Linked DNA regions of Homo sapiens: all the other regions are linked to region 3. A link is a loop called in an ENCODE intact Hi-C map of the cell type or tissue named here. Cell type or tissue: dorsolateral prefrontal cortex. All regions are shown on one strand. Region 1 overlaps LOC105370500 (a long non-coding RNA gene). Region 2 has its middle 150 kb from the start of DDHD1-DT. Region 3 overlaps DDHD1 (DDHD domain containing 1).

Evidence for each region. Peaks named below come from ENCODE experiments on the same cell type or tissue, not always from the same donor. Only the 100,000 strongest peaks of a DNase experiment are listed, where the experiment ranks them.
Region 1: a loop joins it to region 3, with 5 times the contacts of the local background. A loop is called at or near these places in 92 of 110 quality-filtered maps.
Region 2: a loop joins it to region 3, with 1.0 times the contacts of the local background. A loop is called at or near these places in 25 of 110 quality-filtered maps.

Annotation. Positions count from the first base shown.
Region 1 is chr14:52,822,294-52,824,793 of GRCh38, forward strand. The region is part of intron 1 of LOC105370500 (a long non-coding RNA gene); the gene reads left to right. Among named protein-coding and RNA genes, the nearest start is that of GNPNAT1, 32 kb to the left of the region's middle. In dorsolateral prefrontal cortex, CTCF peaks have their summits at 1,468 (motif pointing right) and 1,669; no DNase peak of the experiment used is centred here.
Region 2 is chr14:53,303,792-53,306,291 of GRCh38, forward strand. No RefSeq gene overlaps it. Among named protein-coding and RNA genes, the nearest start is that of DDHD1-DT, 150 kb to the left of the region's middle. RefSeq lists an enhancer at 2,460-2,500. In dorsolateral prefrontal cortex, no CTCF peak of the experiment used is centred here; DNase peaks (open chromatin) are centred at 1,090 and 2,217; H3K4me3 peaks cover 296 bases; H3K27ac peaks cover 2,364 bases.
Region 3 is chr14:53,053,728-53,056,227 of GRCh38, forward strand. It overlaps DDHD1 (DDHD domain containing 1), which reads right to left. Exons shown (of 13, transcript NM_001160148.2): 10 at 1,933-2,185; 11 at 711-902. Among named protein-coding and RNA genes, the nearest start is that of DDHD1, 98 kb to the right of the region's middle. In dorsolateral prefrontal cortex, CTCF peaks have their summits at 1,357 (motif pointing left) and 1,556; no DNase peak of the experiment used is centred here; H3K27ac peaks cover 744 bases.

The sequences.
Region 1 (2,500 bases), 230 kb before region 3:
ATAAGGAGGAAGCCATTGCTAACATTGGTGTGGAAAAAAATCTGTGGTGATAATTCAGATGTTAACAATGACCAGACGTTTGCTATAGATGTCACACTTCTGCAGAGATTACATTTTTCTTCAAGTCCCAGTAGATTCAGGGTGCCACCATTGGAATTTTCTGTTGCTAGCCACATTTCCAATTTAGGGATTCCTTCCCTGAAGTTGAACCCTAGAATGGCATTGTGTATCTAACCATGGAGGAACTGTTTTTGTGACCATAGTTTCAGCAAGTCCACAAAGCCCCCAGGGTAAAGAATGTATCCAGTGTACCCAATATATATTGTATATACAATATATCACAGTATTAGGTAGACATCTTTGATCCTTAGTATCAGACTTAAAAGAGAGTGTTACTGATTTTCCTAAGGAATGTGAAAAAGAATAGTTGATCCCCTAAAAAGTCATGATAGGCTGGGCGTGGTGGCTCACACCTGTAATCCCAGCACTTTGGGAGGCCAAGGCGGGTGGATCACCTGAGGTCAGGAGTTCAAGACCAGCCTGGCCAACATGGTGAAACCCTGTCTCTACTAAAAATACAAAAATTAGTTGGGCATGGTGACAGGTGCCTGTAGGAGAATCGCTTGTATCTGGGAGGCAGAGGTTGCAGTGAGCCGAGACCGCGCCATTGCACTCCAGCCTGGGCAACAAGAATGAAACTCTGTCTCAAAAAAAAAGAAAAAGTCATGATAGGGGAAAGAAAATGACCTAGATTCATATAGGAGCTAAGAATTCTTACAGCTACTATTGTCACGCGCGTCCGTGTGAAGAGACCACTAAACAGACTTTGTGTGAGCAACAAGGCTGTTTATTTCACCTGGGTGCAGGCGGGCTGAGTCTGAAAAGAGAGTCAGCAAAGGGTGGTGGATTATCATTAGTTCTTACAGGTTTTGGGATAGGTGGTGGAGGTAGGAGCAATGTTTTGTGGGCAGGGGGTGGATCTCACAAAGTACATTCTCAAGGGTGGGGAGAATTACAAAGAACCTTCTTATGGGTGGGGAGAATTACAAAGAAGCTTCTTATGGGTGGGGGAGATTACAAAGTACCTTCTTAAGGGTGGGGGAGATTACAAAGTACATTGATCAGTTAGGGTGGGGCAGAAGCAAATCACAATGGTGGAATGTCATCAGTTAAAGCTATTTTCACTTCTTTTGTGGATCTTCAGTTGCTTCAGGCCATCTGGATATATAAGTGCAGGTCACAGTGGATATGATGGCTTAGCTTGGGCTCAGAGGCCTGACAACTGTGACATTCATTCTAAAAGTTTTATCCGATGTGATAGACCTATTACAATTCTCATATATTTACCCAGGCACTTTCTGCAAGTATAAAATATATTGACTTAATATTGTATTGTTAAGGCTAAAAAATCATTTTTAATAAATGAAAAATGTACAAAAGTATTCCTTTTTACCTCTAGGTGGTGCTGTGTATCGTTTTTTGTGAGCACAAGTTGCCTAGTTTTTAAATTGGATGGACTCAAAGATTAACCATCTTATTTTACAGATAAACTAAGATTCATTGAAATTTTGTTTTAAGATAAAAATTCTGGTTTGAGGCAGAGCCAGGATTAAAGCCTTTTTTCGGTAAAGTGTTTAATGTACGAATCATTTTACAAAAAGTATTGTCATTCCAAAGTTATTGCAAGCAGTATTACACAGTTGTGACAAGTTTAAAATTTTATTTTATTGATTTATGACATTTTCTTAGAAAGTTCTAAAAGAGGCCGGGCGCAGTGGCTCACGCCTGTAATCCCAGCACTTTGGGAGGCCAAGGTGGGCGGATCATGAGGTCAGGAGATCGAGGCCATTCTGGCTAACACGGTGAAACCCCGTCTCTACTAAAAATACAAAAAAAATTAGCTGGGTGTGGGGCAGGCACCTGTAGTCCCAGCCACTTGGGAGGCTGAGGCAGGAGAATGGCGTGAACCTGGAAGGCAGAGCTTGCAGTGAGCCGAGATCGTGCCACTGCACTCCAGCCTGGGCAACAGAGCGAGACTCCATCTCAAAAAAAAAAAAGAAAAAAAGAAAGTTCTAAAAGAGAATGATTCTCCAAATTAAGATGAAAATAGATAGTAATGACAGATAATGGACTATCATTATGTGTACATCTAAATTACTTTACCAAAGAAACTCCCAATGGTTAAAGAACACAGATAACTTGCTGAAAAGGAAATAAAAATTGGTAATACTTACATGAAAATCTATTCAAAATCACTAAGAATCAAAAACTAGAATAGCAACACGGTCTCCCCTTGTCCCTTTCAGATGAGCAAAAATGTCCATAAAGTGGTCATCTTTCAGAGATGCTGAGTCAGTGGTAAGACAGGCATTTCACCCACGGGCAGTAGGAGCATAAATTAGTACAATATTCTGAAAGTTAATCTGACAGATGTTATCAAGAACCTTAAATTCTTCAAACTCTGACGTAGTAGTTCAACTTCTAGTCTGCTCTCGTAGGA
Region 2 (2,500 bases), 250 kb after region 3:
AATTGCTTGAACTTGGGAGATGGAGGTTGTAGTGTGTGGAGATTGGGTCATTGCACTCCAGCCTGAGCAACAGAGCAAGACTCCGTCTCACAGAAAAAAAAAAAGACATGGGACACGTAGTATCCTTTGAAGTACTTATGGCACAACTTGCCTCTTAGAAGTTCTTGAAGATATGGAAGGAGAGCAAAGTGATGTGTGTTGTAGAAAACAGATGCTGCTGATTTGAATGAAGGTTCAACGTGAGAGCTTGGTCCATAAAGCAGACCCATGGACCTAGTCTACCCTACACTAACCTGCCTCCCCCACACGCACAAACTGTGGAGGAGAACGCCCCCACACATTCTGGCTCTGTTTCCCCTTGTACTGTGGGAATTTGAGCCTCCTTATCCTCACAAATGGTTCTGAAAGCCCTCAAAAGAGTATATCACCAGTGTATTATTTTCCAATTTCTGCTGTAACACATTACCACAGTCTTAGTGGCTTAAAACCACACACACTTATCTTATATAGTTCTGGGGGCTGTAAGTCTAAAATGGGTCGGCAGAGCCATGCTGCCTTGGGAAGCTCCACGGGAAAACCCATTTCGTTGCCTTTTCCAGCTTCTGAAGACTTCCTACATTTCTTAGCTTGAGGCCTCTTTCTTTATCTTTAAAGCCAGCAGTGCAGCATCTTTGTATCTCTCTCTGACCACTGCTTCTGTTGTTGTATCTTCTTCTCTGATTCTGACTCTCCTTCCTCCCTTTTCTAAGGACCCTGTGATTGATTGTCTTGGGCCCACCACATAATCCAGGATAATGTCCCCATCTCAACGTCCTTAATCACATCTACAATGTCCCTTTTGCCCTGTAAGGTAATGCACTCACAGCTTCTGGGGTTTAGGACGTGGGCATCTTTGGGGGGTCTTTATTCCACTACCGCAGCCAGTTCTCTGAGAACTAGTTGTTTTTGTCACAGCAGGAGGTCTGTGATTTTTCTTCTTCTGATACTGGGTCATTAAATGCTGGCTTCATTTGCAGCTGGGGCCTCTTCTTCATGAATGGCAGATGCAGCAGCAGTGTCACAGATGCCTCCCAAAGGCACCCTCTCTCTGTGGATGCTGCCAGTCTCCAAGATTGAGGATGGTGATGTCAGCCCTACGGCTGCCCAAGGCCAGTGCTGTTTTTATTGTTTCCACCACCATCAACACAGCCAGCAGCATGAGGGGGGCCAATAATGTCAACAGGTTTCAGCATTTTCTCCATCATCACCCTTGGGACTTGGATGTGAGTCTCCTGGATAAGCTGAGCGATGGTCACCCTGCTTTGTTAATGACCACACCACCCCTTGAACCCTGGCCCATTGGTTTTGAACCAGCTTCTCTCTTTCCCTTTGGGGTCATTCTGTCCCAGGAGGCTCCTCTGTTCCTCCTTACACCACAGCTGTCCTTCCAGGCTCAGATATTTTGGAATCTCAGTGTAAACACAGCTGGGACTCAGGCTGCCACGTAACACATGCTTCTCTTAGGCTACCTTCCCAAGTGTTTACATTCCATGCTGGAAGAACTTGGCTCCTTCAACAAACTCAGAGAAAGAATCAGTACAGTTCCTAATTTTTCACACTTTCTACCTAGTCTAGGATTGAGCATCTGGATCCAATTGGAGGCCACTTGTCCTAATTTAGCACTTCCTATTAATTTGTAAGGAATTACTATTGAAATACATAATTTAGCAACTTCAGATTTTACAAGCTATGGCAAGTGCCATACCAAATAGGATTTGACTGGATTTATTGCTGTTGAAAAGGAAATCTTTGATTTTTCTCCTCCTAGCTACTATTGATTCATTTCATACCAGAGTGTATAAAATTGGACCTATAGAAAACATTTTCTTCCCTCCCTTGATCTGGTTGGAAAAAATGTTTTCATTTCATGAAATAAACAGTGAAAGAATTTTCATGAATATGTATGTAGTTTTAATGAGTTTTGTTTCTCATGATGAAATGTATTAATATTTTATATGTTGCCCTCCCGGGAAATGGAGGAATCTGAGATCCTAGACTAGCTGCAGTTTGTCCAACAGGAATCAATATTCATAATGCTCAGGACAGTGGAACCTAATTCCCAGAACCTCTGGTTGTGGAGGCTGACCTGGGCAGAGGAGGCAGGCTGAGGAGGCATTGTTGCAGTAGGGAATATCCTGCACATACCCAGCTTCTTCACCTGGGTGGCGAGGACACAGGTTGCTGAAGACTCAGGAATGTGTATGCAAGTCTTTAAGGAGTAGGAAATGGGAGGGAGATGAGGGGTGGGCATGGTGGGAGGCTCCTGAGAGATATAAAAACAGGGTTCCAGTAGTTGGACTGTCGTCCTTCCACAGGCCTTTTCATTGATGTGCAAGAGTCATCTTTTGGTACCACTTCCTGGGGACGTTTCCTCCCTCGAGATTGATAACTGAGAATAACCCTAGCCATACTGGAATATAATTCCTGATATCCTGAAAGTGTATTTTCACATTCAGATATA
Region 3 (2,500 bases):
AAAATAGGACTTGACGTTTTAGTTTTATTTTACTAGACACCTAAAAATAATGTTCAAGTTCAGACTCTTGGAAGTAAATATATACTAAGTGTATTCGTGTTTCACAACTACTCAACATTTCAAACTTTCTAAGTCCACCGGAGAAAGCTTAAAGATCCATATAATGCTAAGTCCAACATAACTATCCATTTATTTACTCATTTTTTCAATATCTGCTTTACACTAGGTAGCTGGGATAGAATTGGAAGCCATTCAGCAGATCCAATAAAATTTCTAAGCTTTGAATAGAAGTAGGATGACTTTGGTATAGCAGTTTTTAAAGTCTCAAGACCAGATACAGCATAGATCTAAAGCAATAATTACACGATTTTTGAGACTGAGAAGATCACATTAGTAAAAATCTACTTTATAAACTTCAGGGGGTACTTACCCTAAAGAGATTTGTTTTATGCTTGATGGTTAAGACCTTGTGCCACAAGGCCCTAATTACTAATATTCTATTAATTCATCAATGCAGAAAGTAAAACTGCATTTTCCTGGAAATTATTCTTAAAAATATAAGCAGAAGGAAAGCATTTTTTTCTTTCAAAGTTAAGGCACACTTTAGATCTTAGAGTTGACTAGCTAGTATTAATATTTTATACCTCCCTGCCCTCCCCAAGTTTTAAAAAGATACAGTATCAACTTAAGGAAATAATGTATGAACTAACATGCAGAATCGAGGAAGCCAGAACTGCTATGTGGAAGGGTCTGTGTCCCTACGGTGGTAGCAGAAGGTGAGGCAACTGGCTTCTTCTCATCTTCCATTGAGTCTTTTGATGTTTCAGATGACTGTGTTGTAGATGAACGTCCAAATCTTGAGAACAACATTCCTCCAAGTCCCTTTCCAATGCTAGCAGCCCCTGTATTTCACAAAGCAGGGTAGTCATTCTGTTGAATCACACCACACTCTAAGCTAAAGAGCACCACCCATAATTATAGCCAACTGGCAGAGGGACCAAACCCTAGTCATGTTTTTCCAGGGTGGGAACATAAGAAAATTATAATTTATATTGCAGGTTTCTAAATAAAAATGGTGAATAGAATGAGAGTTGTATAAGCTCTAGGAATATAACACAGGAATATATAAACAAAGGAATAAAGATTCTATTTTATTCAAGTGATCATGGTTTATTAAAATATTTGGCAAGATTAAAGTCTTTGATAAAAGAACCATGCCATTGACATGAGTATAGATTTACTATTGATATACTTACTACTGAATTTAAATGGACATGTAAGAAAAAGCCATCAATAAACAATGTATTAACATGAGAAAGTAAAACAGCCAATGAGTCCAGGAGATAAAGCCTATTTATAGTGCCACCTTGTGGTATTTTACATTAAGGCAACTTGTAACCAAAGGCAATGGACAGATTCAAATACCACATAATCGAGTTCCAGTGATACAGCAAACATTGTGCCAGTACTGGAGATCATTCAAAGAAAAATTAAACATCCTTGTTGCCCTCAGGAATCACACAGTTTGAGAGACTTTTAGAATAGATCAGAGAACTGGTTGACAGGGAGCACCCTCTGACACAAGTGCTTTCTCATTTCACAGATGAGCAAGTAGAGCATTAAAAACTATATTATTTACTCAAGATCTCACAGCAAGTGGTAGGACCAAGATTAAAATGAGGGACTTGATTCTCATAACAGCTTTTTCTGGTCCATCCAGCTATCTTATATTCTAAAACTATAAGATCTGATCTAATCAGAGAACTTTAGAGCTTTTTGGGCCTCAAATATGAACATTGGGAGGGTAGTTAATTCTAGACACAGGGATTAACTGCTGGGAGTTTCCTAATACATAGAATACTTCTAGTCCCCCAAACTTATGTCTAGGAAAGTGCTTATATGCATAGATAAGGAATACATAAGAGAAATTACCTAATATGCTTGCTTTGCCTATATTTGTTATAGATTCTCCATAGTGTCGGCGGGACAAAACTGGTGAGGTCACAGGGCTTGGTATGGTTGAAATGCCTTCATTCTCTGAAACTGAGGTAGGTTCTTTAGCTGGGTTGAGAAAGCTTGGCTTCATATGTTCATAAGGTAAAGGATTTGAAGTATTGTACCAGTGGATCTGGACAGGTGAAATGTTGCTGTAGTGTTTCAGTATTAATGGTTCTAATCTATAAGCCTTGATTTAAAAAAAAAAATTCAAAGAAACACAGTGTTAAATCACAATGCTTGGATTTTAGTAAACTGTTCTTACTCTACTGCATGTTAAGTAAACCTCCGAGAAGGAATTTAATTAAAAAACAATAGCTATTTCAAACATGTATTTCTATTTGTTCACTGTTAATATGCACTTGATCTAATGATGAGATTATGAAAAACAGTCTAGGCTAATAGTGTCTATCAATTAGTTTTTCAGAGAAATATTTTTATTATGTTCTGATATGTAACAATTAGATTTATTTTAGTCTTAGGAGCAAAGTTGAAGTAGTAGATG